Regions from separate parts of the Homo sapiens genome. Here all the other regions are linked to region 2. A link is a contact called in ENCODE Hi-C or POLR2A ChIA-PET data. All regions are on one chromosome and are shown on one strand. Each heading gives the region's core, a stretch centred on a gene start or an enhancer-like site at or near the end of the contact. The rest is flanking DNA. Distances are from core to core; before and after follow the strand shown.

Region 1 (4,219 bases), core at 756-3,255, 340 kb before region 2:
TAACCACCAAGAGCCACCACTATCAGTGCTCGAACTCCTGAGCCAAATGCCTACGCTCAACAAGGAAAGCTGCTCCTACCCACAGGCTTACACTTCTCTCTCACGACAGCTGAGTTCTAGAAAACGTGCTCCTTTTCCCTTCCTCCATCCTCTCTTCCACTATCCTATATCCCCAGCAGGAAAACAGTAAATTAACACCATGTCTGTGATATTTTCTGAACCACTAATACATTCCTGAGAAAGAAAAAGATAAAATCACCCTCTTCTGAAAGTTTTGGACTATAAATGAACACAGCCAGGATCCAAATCTAACCACCTGAACTCTCTCCCCACTAAGCAGCCATCATCTCCTCTAAGCAGCCATAAACTGGGAAACTCAATTAACCTGTGAGCTTGCTCAGCCCGGCCGAACAGATTCCAGGACCAGATTAGTCTCTGCCTGCTAGTCAAATGGGGATCCATTAACCATTCTTGCTGAATGCACACCAGGAATAAAAAGCTCTGCTCCCAGTCTCCAAATGACCTCCATGACACCCCCTGGCCAGTATCAGCTAGAGTTAAGACTGGTGTCAAGGCCATAGGTTGACCAATCATGCTGATTTACCTGGGACTTTGCCATTTTTACCACTGAAAGTCCCCCTCTCAGAAGGCCCCTCGCTTCTGGGCAAAATAGGATAGGTGTTCATCCTAGGGAGGAGTAACCTCTAACCAGTGACCCTCAGAAGCCCTGAGGGAGAGGAAGCCATCAAATGTTGGCCAGCACAAACCCTACTCAGAGGTGTGGTAAACTCCAAAAGGGCCAGATGTGAGAAGAGGCAGGAATTCAACAGCAACCCTCTCCCCACCACCCACCATCCAAGAGGATTTCTGAGAGTCCAATCTGCCCTCAGACTGCATTCCAGCGAGCTCCCCAACCCCATACGCATATACAAGATCATGCCAGTGACACACAGTCCCTTCCCCCTTCCCCTCTTCCAAGGAGACAGCAGCACAGTGTGGTGCTTAAATTCTCAAGCTCATGACAACCAGCCAGAGAAATGAAATAATAAATATTTCCTGAATATACTCCTTAGGTTACACTTTCCATTTTTAAAACCTCCCTGGATAGAGCTACCCACATGGCTTTCAACTTCCCTACTGTTCACAATACCCACTTAGTAGGCAAAAATTATAAGGCTTTCTACCTCTCCACACCCCTTATCCTGTTTGAGTCCACTCCTACCCAAAAGCCTTCCCAAACCGACTTCCTAAAATGAATGGGCCTTCTGGTTTCTCTAGTTGCTCTTTCCCTCTCTTTGACTCTGAGACTAGCTTAGAGTCAAAGGCCATTTTCTTCCTTCTACTTGCTTCATACAGAAAAGTGTGGGAAAAAAAAGTCAAGGAAATCAGAATGCTGAAGGGAAGGCTTGGAGGCTGGAAGATGTATCACTGCTCAGACTCTGGGTCTCAGGGATAAATTAGGGCCCCATCCAATGGGGTTCTGGGATCTAGACACAAGTACAAAATACATTCCCAGAGGCCCTGAAAGAAAAAAGAGCAATACATCCATGAAATGACTGTCTTCAGTTCCCTCTCCCCACATCAACAGGGCTTTGAGAGGACTTCCTCTTCTCTTATCTTGCCTGAAACTCTACTTCTTCAAAGCAGCAGCAGTGACAAGATTATGAACAAAAGGCCAAGTGCAGGTCCTCAGCTCTGAAGCAAGACCATCCTCATAGAATAACTAAGGCAGTACTGCCTGGTCCCTGGAGGGAGGAGGCTGAGATCAGAGGAGTAGTTGGCCAAATCCACCCATCAGGATGGAAGATTACCGTAAGTCAAAAATCTTCTAGCTTGCCTTCTGCCACCTCAGCATTACAGTTCTTGGAAAACAGGCCCTGAAATGGCCCCCAGCAAGAGTCTACAGGTTACCCTTCAGCTTGCAATGGCTTCCCCTCCATTTTTCATGTGCAGGCCCCGTTTTGTTTTTTTTTCTTCCTCAGATAACATGAAAACACAGCAGAGGATATCCTGCCACAGAGTTTGCTTCCTCTAGCAAAAACAAAAGGAAATGCCCTGCCTCAGAAAGCACCTTCTCCTGGAATTGCAGGGAGGCAGGGCCATGCACAGAGGGAGGGCATCAGCCAGGGGGCGCAGGTGTTGGGGCCACCCAGGGTCTCTGCCCCAATCACACAGTGGGTCTGGCACAGAATCAGTGCCACATAAAGAAAGAAAGGAAAAGAGGTGGGGGGGTATATAGATGAACAGGAAAGCTGGCAGAACAGCACTGTGATTAAGCGTCATTTTGAATTTTGACTCCTCCACTTACCAGCCATGCAACTGAGGACAAATTACTTAACCTCTCAATGCCTCTGTCTCCTCAAAAATAAAATGAGGACAATAAGGTTTGTTATGAGGATCAAATGAGAAAAATTTAAAGCAGTTAGCACAGTGCTTGGTACATAGGAAGTGCTCAGTTGATGTTAGTTTTTATTATTGTAAATAATTATGAGCCAAAGTCAAGGTTCTGATCATTCATTTCATGAGAAACTAGAATTCATCATAGCCACAGAGCACAGTGAGTCAGAGGGGGCTGGCTTCAGCTTCCAACTCTACCACTTACTCTCTATGTGACCGTGGCAGTTTATTTAACCCCTTTGAGCACCAGTTTCTTCAGCTGTAAAGGAGGAATCATATTGGTATGGTCCAATGGGTGATTATAAAAATTGAATGGAATAATGCATGTGAATTGATGGGCACATGCTTGCTTATAAAAGTATGACTGCTGGTACCTCCACCACGGAACAGGAACTCAGGGTCCCTCCAAGGTACGTGTGCCTGGGAAGGGACTCCAGGTGTAGCTCTCACAGCCATTTAACCAAGCCCCAGATCTCTGACCCTTGTTTCTAAGGCTTTCAGGAAAGCCCCAGTGCCTCCATGCTCATCTCCTCGGTGCACCAAATCCTCAATACCTCCTGTCTTCACAGACAACCTGTGAGCAACCGCCTCAGCAGATACATAACAGCATGAAGAAGAATCCATGTTTTTATCCAAACTCTCTTCTTCCCAATCTTTTTTTTTTTTTCTTTTTGGAGACAGAGTCTCGCTCTGTCATCCAGATTGGAGTGCAGTGGTGCAGTCTCAGCTCACAGCAACCTCCGCCTCCTGGGTTCAAGTGATTCTCCTGCCTCGGCCTCCCAAGTAGATGGAATTAAAGGCACCTGCCACCACGCCCAGCTAATTTTTGTCTTTTCAGTAGAGACAGGGTTTCACTGTGTTGGCCAGGCTGGTTTCGAACTCCTTACCTCAGGTGATCTGCCTGCCTCAGCTTCCAAAAGCGCTGGGATTATAGGTGTGAGCCACCATGCCCAGCCCCTTGCCAATCTTTCTTGTTTTTTCTCCAACATCACCCTTGACCTAACCACAGTTTAAAGTGAAGAGATTAAAAGTCCCCAAACAATGAGGTTCAGAGAATTTTCAGTTTGGTGAATGCATCCACATGCTGGGAGGGTGACATAACCCAACCTCATAAGACAGAAGCTTCTGGACTCAGGACCACCAAACAGTGAACATTATGTCCACATAAACTGTACCTTGCTTTATGTACCTCTTAATCCTAACCAGGCAATAAGGATCCAGAGTAGAATATCTTCTAATTATCCAAGTTTGTAAACACTTTGTATTTTACAGGAAAAAAAAGTTATTAAATAAATACATGATGAAAAGAGCAAAGAGAGCTGGTTCCAATTATAGACTTCTACTACCTCCCCTCTACTCATTTTATGCCAAATTACTTTGCACTTACTGTTAGTACCCAAAAGTTATTCACCTGTTTGAATTCTGAGATGAGACGATGACCTGGGGAGAATAGGAGTCACCTAAGCTCCCAGCTTTTCCTTCACAAGATTTTGAAGACATGAGTTAAAGATCTTCTACTCCCGGGGCCCAGGCTCATTCAGGGATATCATGGCCTAGTGGCTAAAAGCATGGGTGCCCAAGCCAGGAAGGCATGAGTTTGAGGACCAGCTCGACCACCTCCTGGCCATGTGGCCCAGGGCAGGTCACCTGACCTCTCTGGAGCTTTAGTTTCCTCTTCAGTAACCAACTGAATTGTTGTGAGGGTTAAATAAAATAACGCTGTAAAATGGTGGGTCCTGAGTGTGCAATACACTGAGCTATTAGTGAGCCTGAGTTTACCTGGACATTCTCTTCAGTCACCTCGATTTCAGCAGTATAGATG
Region 2 (4,279 bases), core at 677-3,176:
ACATGGCAAAACCCCGTCTTACAAAAAATACAAAAATTAGTCAGGCGCAGTGGCAAGCACCGGTAGTCCTAGCTACTCGGGAGGCTAAGTCAGAAGAATCGTTAGAACCTGGGAGGCAGAGGTTGCAGTCAGCCGAGATTGCACCACTGCACTCCAGCCTGGGCGACAGTGATGCCCTGTCTCAAAAAAAAAAACAAAACAGTAATTTACACTATTATAGTCCCCAAATTTAAAATTTGAATACGATGATGGAGGAGCTATGCAGCGATGGATTGAGGTTATTCATAACTGATTATAAAAGCAGTTATTTTATTGGTGGGGAAACACTGACAAGTCAACAGATTCATTTCAGCCATTTTCTCTCCTAAAACAATGACATTCTAATAAAAAAAACTAACATTTACACCACCCAATGAATTATGCCACTGCAATATGCCCTTCTACATTTTCCAAGAACTTAAGCTGTGTCACACACGTGTCTAAATTAGTAATAAAATTAAACTGGAGAAACTATTACTCCAATTTTAAAAGCAGCACGGATTAAAAAAGTAAGAAGGGGGCAAGGCACGGTGACTCACGCCTGTAATCCCAGAACTCTGGGAGGCTGAGGCAGGCGGATCACTTGAGGTCAGTTCAAGACCAGCCTGGCCAACTTAGTGAAATCTGATCTCTACCAAAAATACAAAAATTAGTCAGGCGTGGTGGCGGGCGCCTGTAGTCCCAGCTACTCAGGAGGCTGAGGCAGGAGAATCGCTTGAATCCGGGAGGAGGAGGTTGCAGTGAACCGAGATCGCTCCACTGCACTCCAGCCTGTACGACAGAGCGAAACTGTCTCAAGGAAAAAAAAAAAAAAGTAAGAAGGCGCTCCCAATGGATATACAAATAATTATCAGTCCATTCAATTCCATCAACAAGCACTTAGTAAATGCACAGTACCTGTGAGAAAACCAGGCCAACAAGCATTTCAAGGTTACCAAAAAAGGAAGGTTGAAAATAGCCTCACACTAACCCAGCTCTAAAAAGACAAATAATTCAAAACCACCCTTTAATGTCTGTCTCTCTAAACAGGTGCACCCCAGTTAATGTTAATAGTCTGCATTACTACTGGTAATGATTCTGGCTACCATTTTAGATTATCAGATCCTTCAAAGTAAATGCCCAACTTTTTTCACTGATTAGAAGGCGAAACGGGGAACCAAATGAAATAATCCACCGTCTTTCTAAAAGTCAGTTTGATTTTAACTGATTACAAACAAAAAGGGCTTAACAGTTTCCCACTGCGCAAATGTGCCAACCGATTCCTACAACCTCATCTAGGAAACCAGGCGTGCCACGCGAACCCTAATGCTATACAAAGTGTCCCCCTCCAGCCTGGCCTATGCAGAGCGCATTCTAGACAAGGCCCCAGTGCACCAACAGCCCAATTTTGGCTATATTCTCTGAGCGATTTAAGGAAGTCCGCAACCACTCATCTCACGTGACCTTAAAAAGGGGCGCAGTTGAGCCCAGAATAAAACACACTCCTTTTTCTTCTACATCAACTTCACTGCCCAGCATGAAGGAAGTGGGCGGGGAAGAGGCGCAGCGCCAGCGGGCAGGAGAGGTCAGCAAAGAAACGTGGGGTGTCGCGCCATCTACTCTGGAGGGGCTGGAGGTGAGGGGCACGCCCGCTCAACTGCACTGCAGCCGCTGCAAATCCAAGGCTGCCACACCCCCCGGCAGCCAGGGACACGGCTTCATCTTCCTCTTTCTCCAGCGGAAAGGGGGCCCTCTCCACGGAACGCCCCACCTGCTAGAGTCCTCCACATCCCGAAACGCAACGCCCGAGAGCAGGCGCGGGTGGCAGGCGGCGCTGGGGGGCAACAGGAGGGGAAGGGCCGCGGCGACCTGCAACCCGCGCATGCGCAGATCCGGGTACCCGCCCGTTTACCTACCGTTGGAACCGCGATGCCCCGTTCCCTGGCCGCGGCCGCTTCTCCAGGACCCGCGGCGACGGCAAGAGGGCGAGAACTGAGGCCCCAAGTGGCTCCGCGGCCGAGAAGCCTCTTCCTGGGGCGGCCGCTGACGGGAGGTTAAAGCTACGGCTGTGGCGCGGGGCCAGCCCGGTAAGCGACCCCCCGGATACCCCCGGCGGTGGTGGCGACGCAGACGCGGAACAGGGGGAGAGAGTGGCGACAGAGGCGGCGGCTGAGGTGCAGAGCCTCCCTAACGGCGAGCGGGAGGAGAGCGGCTGGCGGGCGGAGGCCGGGCCGGACGTGACGTGCGTGGGAGGGGGCGGGGCAGGCCGCTGGTGGGGGCGGGGCGGCGAGGGTCCCCACCCCCACAGCATTCCGGGCAGCGGCCCTGTGTCCTGCAAGCTTGAGGACCGCGGTTCCTCTCCCACCAATTGGGGTCCTGAATTAGGGTGCGAGCAGCCAGGCGCCATCCCGGGGCGGGTTGTGGGGTCCTCGGTATGGGGAGGTTGGGAAACAGAGAGGACACTGGGGAGAGGAAAGATAAAGGGAAAATCCGGAACACAGAGATCGCTTCTGGTCTCTGCGGAGGAAGCCAGGCCCCCAGGGCGCCCATATCCAGGTGAGGAGCACAGAGACCTGAACCGAAAACCGCTGGGGGAGACCTAAGCGGTGACTTCGGTTCCCATTCCCAGAGATGTGAGTTAGATCCGGGACCACGGGGCTGCACCTGCGTCCTGCCCGCCCCCACCCTACCCCTTCACCTCAGGACCTGACCTAGACTCCAGAGAGAACAGTAAGGCTTCGGTGCCTTAGTCTGGGACTGTGGAAGTCGATAGGCTGCGGGCTTACAGGGAGCTTCGTATACTAAAATCAGCCAGCTGCGGAGGCAGAGCTGAAAGGAGGCAGAAAGAATGAGCTCTCTGAACTTGCATGGCTACCCAGACCATCCCTACAACTCCCTTGAACTCACAAGGGTATGAATATTCAGCCAATCTCTTCTTTGTTATAGTCTGTTAAGGGCTTTGAGATCTTCCATTTGGACTCCTTGACAGCCGGTAGATCAACACCTGCACAAAAAATAGCAGCCACCACAATTCAGTTGTCCCTTACCTACCTGAGCTGGAAGTTAGTAACTTGGAAAATGTAAAACAAGAACCCTCATAGAACTTGGGACAAGATTTGAAAAAAATAAAGTTACCCTATGAAATGATCTGTAAATGGGCTACAGAGGCCACAGTGTCTCCCACATTTCATCAGAGAGAGTAAACCATGTGTAACCTAAGTGTCACATACCCAGTTAATGCTGTCATAACCGAAGGGTGGGGTCCACAAAGAGTCTAAAACCAGAAGAATCTGAATAAGAATGTTCTATGAGGCTCCCAGGAACTCTGTCCAGGAACGAGGCAACTGATTCTAATGACCAGAACCAACACTTACTCTCAGGGCAGTTAAATCTTAATTCAGATTCACTCACTCATTCAACAGATACTTAGTGAATGCTTACTATGTTCTAGTCTCTTAAGATACGTCAGTAAATCCCTGCCTTCGTGGAGTTTATATCCTAGCAAACCTAAATTCTGGATCTCCGTTAAGAGCATACAAAGGCCCATACTCTGATTCCAAACTCAGCTAGTAGCCTTTCCATCATTCAGGGAGTCTCTCAAATAAATCTACATACCCAATAAGAAGGGATTGTCCAAGGCATATAACTAGGACTAGTTATACTAGCTGTACAGTTTTTGTCAATAAATTCATATCATGGTTTACAAATCGGACACTGTTCACTGGGTTGAATTGTTTTATCCGAATTAATTTCTCAGAGCCTATTTAAACTTGAGCGAAGTGAAATAAAAGTTTCCAAATCTGCCAAACAGGATCAACAGAGCCTGATTTCAGAGCAGCCCAGTGAAGATGCAGTCTGTGCATTTAGCCTTGTATCTCTCTTTAAATATCTTAAATGAAAGCTTTACCTGTGATTCCATGCTTGGAGAACAGGAGCAATATGATTGCTTCAAAAGCTTTATCATAAGTGCGTAAAAGTCTTGAGAGTAAATCCGAAGAGAGTTAAAAACCTCCTCCGCCTGCCCCACATATGCAACACAGGCTCTTGTTGACATAACTGACTGTAATAAATACTTTGCTCTGAATATGAAACCTAAGATGTAAGCTCCCAGAGGGAAGGATTCCCTTGCCTTTTTTTTTTTTTTTTTTTTTTTTTTTTTTTTGGTGAGACAAGGTCTTGCTCTGTCACTCAGGCTGGGGTCCAGTGTCTGGATTATGGCTCAATACAGCCTCAACTTCCTGGCCTCCAGCAGCATTCCTAC
Region 3 (4,694 bases), core at 1-2,500, 370 kb before region 2:
TCAAAATTGTTAATATTATGGAAGACAAAAAAAGGTAGGGAGACAGTTCTAGATTAGAGAGATTTATAGACAAGGCAACTAAATGCCGTGCATAAACCATAATTAGATTATGGCTCTAAAAGAAATAGCCATAAATGACTTTTGGGGGACTAGTAAGAAAATATGACTATCCACTATATGTTAGATAATATTCCTAGATCAATATTAAATTTCATTGGTATGATAATTGGTTTTATGGCTAGAAAAGAGAATTTCCTCGTTCTTAAGAGATACATGCTAAAATATTTAGGGGTGAAGTGTCATAATGTCTGCAATTTACTGTCAAATGATTAAGCAAAATGAAAGATTAAGTCTAGAGAGATAAAGTAAATGAAGCAAAATGTTAATGGTGAGTTTAGGTAAAGACTACATGAATGTTCATTCTTTCAAACCTACAGTAGGTTTTTAATTTTTCAGAATAAGCAGTGTAAGAGAGAAGAAAAGAAATTCTAAGGAAAAAAACTACAACAAAATTTATAGGATGGCAGAAAGTTGAAATGAAAGCTTTATCTGCCAGGAGGAAAAAAGGACTCCAATTTTTCTTAACCTAAGTACATTTTTTTTGTGCAAATATGTTAATGTGCTTTTCCCCTAAAACACTTGGCCCTGTTTTCTAATTATATACTTAAGTCAGGCTGGACATAACTTGAATTTGGCAAGGAAAGGAAAGGGAAGGGGAAAGGGGAAGGGAAAGGGAAAGGAAGGGAAGGGAGCAGAAAAGGAAAGGAGTAGTATGTATGTATAGTTTGCTCCTATTTCTATATCAAATAACCTATATGTGTACAAACATAAGCACATACACCATAGAAATCCCTGTCTAGTTCATTTTTTATTAGGAACTCTTATCGAGCTATGTCCCTCATCCTCACAGCATTGTTTGAACGACTATGTTTCTTCCACTAGCCCTTAAGATCCATGAGAGACCTTGTCTTATTTGCTGGCACATAACACAAACTCAAATATTTTTTAAGTGAATGAATGGAAAATGAGTTCAGAATAAGCATGGAAGGAGATGTGTGGAAGCTGCCCAGGCTGGAGCAGAGAGCAGGGCTGGGGAACAAGGGGTTGGAATCTTAGTGGGTAAGGCAGAGTCAAAGGCAGATAGTCTGCCTTTGCCAGGTTAGGTGATGGGCAGCCACAACCCCATTCTGCCTTGTATGTGGTTGGTTAGCCACACCTCTTTCTACTTCCCTTTATAGACTGTGAGCCTATGCAGAGTGAGAAGTGTACCAGCTCTGTCTCTGCACGCCATCTCCCAATGCTGCCTAGCACAACACAAGGTAACTGATTGGCAAAGCTTAGCTGAAGAATGAACTACAAGTCCTTAAGCGGGTAGCATTTATTGATCACATTCTTCCCCATCAACCAGCTTAATTTTTGTTATAAAAACAAAAAAGCAAGCTGAATCTACCAAAGTCGATATTTAACCTTATCTTTATTTTTGGCTTCACTTGTGTAACTAGTTCCACTTAGTCACACTGTTTATCTACTCAGCTATGAAAGCCACAGCATTCGGCAACAACAGTGACCTTCTCAGCAGCTAGAGAAGGCCACATATTTTTTTCATTCAGACTTCATGCTTGAAAAATAAACAAGCAAATAAACTTCCAACTTGCTTTAGCTTTCAATGTACCCAAAATGGTTCCCAATAACCCTTCCCACCAAGGGACTCTCCATAAACATCGCCTCCCCAAATTCTCAAGATAACCCAATGATTAAATACTCTTAAGCCTTATTAAATGACTTGCCCAAGTCCCAGAACTAAAAAGAAGCAGAGCCAGCTCTGCTTGGTTACATACAAAACCAACTTCAGTGCTTATGCTCTAAATCCATTATTCTTAGCTGACTCTCAAATGTCTAATAGGTCTAATAGCAGGGGGGTTGCAAACTGCTGCCCACAGGCCAAATCCAGCCTGCCACCTGTTTTGGTAAATAAAATTATGTTGGAAGGCAGCCACACTCATCGTTTACATATTGTCTATGGCTGCTTTCACATTACAGTAGCAGAGTTGAGAAGCCACGACAACATAAAGCCTAAAATATTTACTATCTGGCCCTTCCTAGAAAAAGTTTGTCAACCCCTGGTCTATAAAATCTAAGCAGAGACTATAGATTCAATCATAGGATAGGGTGATATCTACTTAGCTACTACTTTTTGTGATGAAATAATCAGCTGCTCATAGGTACACTTAGGGTTTCACTTTTTAAACAAAGAAATAGCCCCATTTCCTCACTGATTAATGTCCTAGAACCAATTTCTTGCATGCTACAAGACTGTCAAGTGGAAAGGAGTTGGAGAAAATCAGATTCCATAGCTCCCAGCTCACCACACTTCAGATGTAAGCACAGGTCTTGGCCAGAGAATACCAGATGAATCCAGACCTTCCACTCCAACACTCTGGACAGACAGGCAGCCAAGCTAGGCTGGACTTGCACACCCCAAGGAAAATGAGGAGTCCTGGGGTACTTTCCCTGCTTTCAAAATGTGTTTTGAAGATCAAGAAGCACTCCAGTTAAAAAGGCAGGGCACTGACTTGGCAAGGGGAGAAGTTCAATTGGGAGCAATTCTCAGCAAAACATAGGAAGAAGAGAAAGACGCTAATTTTGACAATATCAGGGAAAAAAAACTAGGTTCCTATACATGGACCTGAATTGTTACTCAATCTGAGAAGGACTAACTTTATTAATAACAACAAGCACAGTGCTAGGCATTTTACACATATGATCTCATTTAATCCACCAACAATCTCTGTGAAGTAGGTGTCACTGCTCACATTTTACAGATGAGGAAACAGCCTGAGAGAGGTTAGCAAGCTGTACAAGGTCACACTGCCAGGAAGAATAGATCTGATGTGAATTCACCTCTAACTCCAAAAACCCATGCTCAAACATTATGCAATTTGCATCTCAGAGACACAATTAATTTTAAAAACCTAGGCCAGGCAAGGTGGCTCACACCTGTAATCCCAGTACTGTGGGAGGCCGAGGAGGCCAAGGTGGGCGGATCACGAAGTCAAGAGATTGAGACCATCCTGGCCAACACAGCGAAACTCCATCTCTACTAAAAACACAAAAATTAGCTGGGCGTGGTGGCGCACACCTGTGGTCCCCAGCTACTCAGAAGGCTGAGGCAGGAAAATCGCTTGAACCCAGGAGGCGGACGTTGCAGTGAGCCGAGATTGCACCGCTGCACTCCAGCCTGGTGACAGAGAGAGACTCTGTCTCAAAACAAACAAACAAAAAAAACCCTGGGCAGACTGTTGAGTTGGGGAACTAACTTCCTAAACCTATAATCCTAATTACAATCCTCCACGCCCTCCTGGGACACCTCCCCTAGGTCTCCTATTCCTTTCCCAGGGATTGAGGCAATACCATTTACCAAATCTCCTGCCATGCTTTTAAATCAAGAAGATAGTGCTTCTAGACAAAAGAATGATTCTGTTGGATTCCTGTTTTTGTTTCTTAAATGAAAGCTTAACAAGACTTGTGTTAAGCATACTCTCACCTCATTGCCACACACAACTCCAGGGACAACTGGGAGCAGTGGTGTGCGGCAATTGGAGCTCACTGTGCACGTCTCTTCCTAACTCCACGTTTAGTGACATTACACTGGTAGTTGAAGTCAGCCTTGATGAAAATATTTACACCATGGAAATCAGCAAATGAATCAACAGATGAATCAGGGCTTTTAGAATGTTTTTTAGCGAGCCAGTTGTTAAACATTTACCAGCACACCACTGGCTGAGCGATGTCCTGGTCTGAAGTCTCCCTAGAAACCTACCCAGTTGAATTCTTCTTTCTGACCATACCATCACCATTTCACACAACACTTAAAAGCTCTTTCTTGTAGTTGCTTCATTTCAGATTCACAAGGACCCTGTGAAACTGCTAGTCATTTGCAAAAGGAGAAAGTAAGGCAGAGAGAGACGAAGTCATTTGCCTGACATTACCCAACAAATTAGTGAGAAGACAGCAATTAGAACCACTGATTTCAATCCACACTTTCACAGCACACTGCACATTTCATTCATACCACATCTCTCATTTTATAGCTATATATTTGTGCATATATTTGATAAAATATCTCTCCTCTATGTGAATATAAGTTCTGCAAAGGCAGGTATCTTGTTTTGATCTGTTTGCCAATGTCTCTCCTGTGACTAATACGCTACCTGCCACACAGAGAAATATTTCTTAATAGGATGAATAAATTAATAAAAGCATGAATGAATGTATGTATGGTTCTCTTCCTACAGCAGCACACTGCCAGATATCTGACTTCAGATAACCAAAAATGATGAAAAAATTAAAACGGTAACATCACTTGGCCTGGAAATTGTTCTTCAGCTTTCTATTACTACCTACAGCCAGTAAAAAAGACTTTCACTATGAGTCCACAAAGAATAAGAAAAGGACTGAAGCACAATGGTTTGATAGAAACGTCTACAAGCTGAGAGACGTCAGTGGTACTAATCCTAACCATGAGTGCAGGATGACATACGGATGGAGAATGTCTGCCAGTCAATATGGTAGACTGAGCTGCTCTGGAAGGAATCTTTCCCTGTAGCTCCAAACACGTGAGCATGATGTATTACAGAAAAAATAAAGATTTGAGCCATACGCAAAAGCAAGAAGAAAATGCCTGAGTGTTTTAA

Evidence for each region. Hi-C counts contacts between places; a loop is a spot of excess contacts on that map. ChIA-PET counts read pairs that join two places held with the same protein, here RNA polymerase II (POLR2A). Pooled maps may share reads with other maps.
Region 1: a pooled map shows a loop between it and region 2 (4-fold over the local background). The contact joins the enhancer-like site here to the promoter of FAM13B-AS1 in region 2. A Hi-C loop is called at or near these places in 2 of 50 pooled maps. POLR2A ChIA-PET finds 5 or more read pairs at or near these places in 2 of 52 experiments (T-cell and activated T-cell).
Region 3: a loop to region 2 is called in a map of naive thymus-derived CD4-positive, alpha-beta T cell, with 1.8 times the contacts of the local background. The contact joins the enhancer-like site here to the promoter of FAM13B-AS1 in region 2. A Hi-C loop is called at or near these places in 1 of 168 maps with a recorded cell type or tissue (naive thymus-derived CD4-positive, alpha-beta T cell) and 10 of 50 pooled maps. POLR2A ChIA-PET finds 5 or more read pairs at or near these places in 1 of 52 experiments (activated CD4-positive, alpha-beta T cell).

What each region holds. Positions count from the first base shown.
Region 1 is chr5:137,694,111-137,698,329 of GRCh38, forward strand. It overlaps KLHL3 (kelch like family member 3), which reads right to left. Exons shown (of 15, transcript NM_017415.3): 4 at 4,177-4,219. Among named protein-coding and RNA genes, the nearest start is that of KLHL3, 40 kb to the right of the region's middle. RefSeq lists an enhancer at 168-3,128 and a silencer at 1,356-1,556. Within about 2 kb of position 2,006, at least 4 of the 41 ENCODE cell types and tissues checked have a DNase peak (open chromatin) inside an H3K27ac peak, as active enhancers do.
Region 2 is chr5:138,030,848-138,035,126 of GRCh38, forward strand. FAM13B-AS1 (FAM13B antisense RNA 1) reads left to right here and starts at 1,927. Exons shown (of 2, transcript NR_037900.2): 1 at 1,927-2,105. FAM13B (family with sequence similarity 13 member B) reads right to left here and starts at 2,232. Exons shown (of 24, transcript NM_001385994.1): 1 at 1,935-2,232. It overlaps LOC124901077 (a long non-coding RNA gene), which reads left to right and starts at 2,292. Exons shown (of 2, transcript XR_007058952.1): 1 at 2,292-2,404; 2 at 2,648-3,826. RefSeq lists enhancers at 1-46, 1,261-1,320, 1,421-2,304 and silencers at 1,811-1,880, 1,891-1,940.
Region 3 is chr5:137,665,146-137,669,839 of GRCh38, forward strand. The region is part of intron 6 of KLHL3 (kelch like family member 3); the gene reads right to left. Among named protein-coding and RNA genes, the nearest start is that of MIR874, 20 kb to the left of the region's middle. Within about 2 kb of position 1,251, at least 8 of the 41 ENCODE cell types and tissues checked have a DNase peak (open chromatin) inside an H3K27ac peak, as active enhancers do.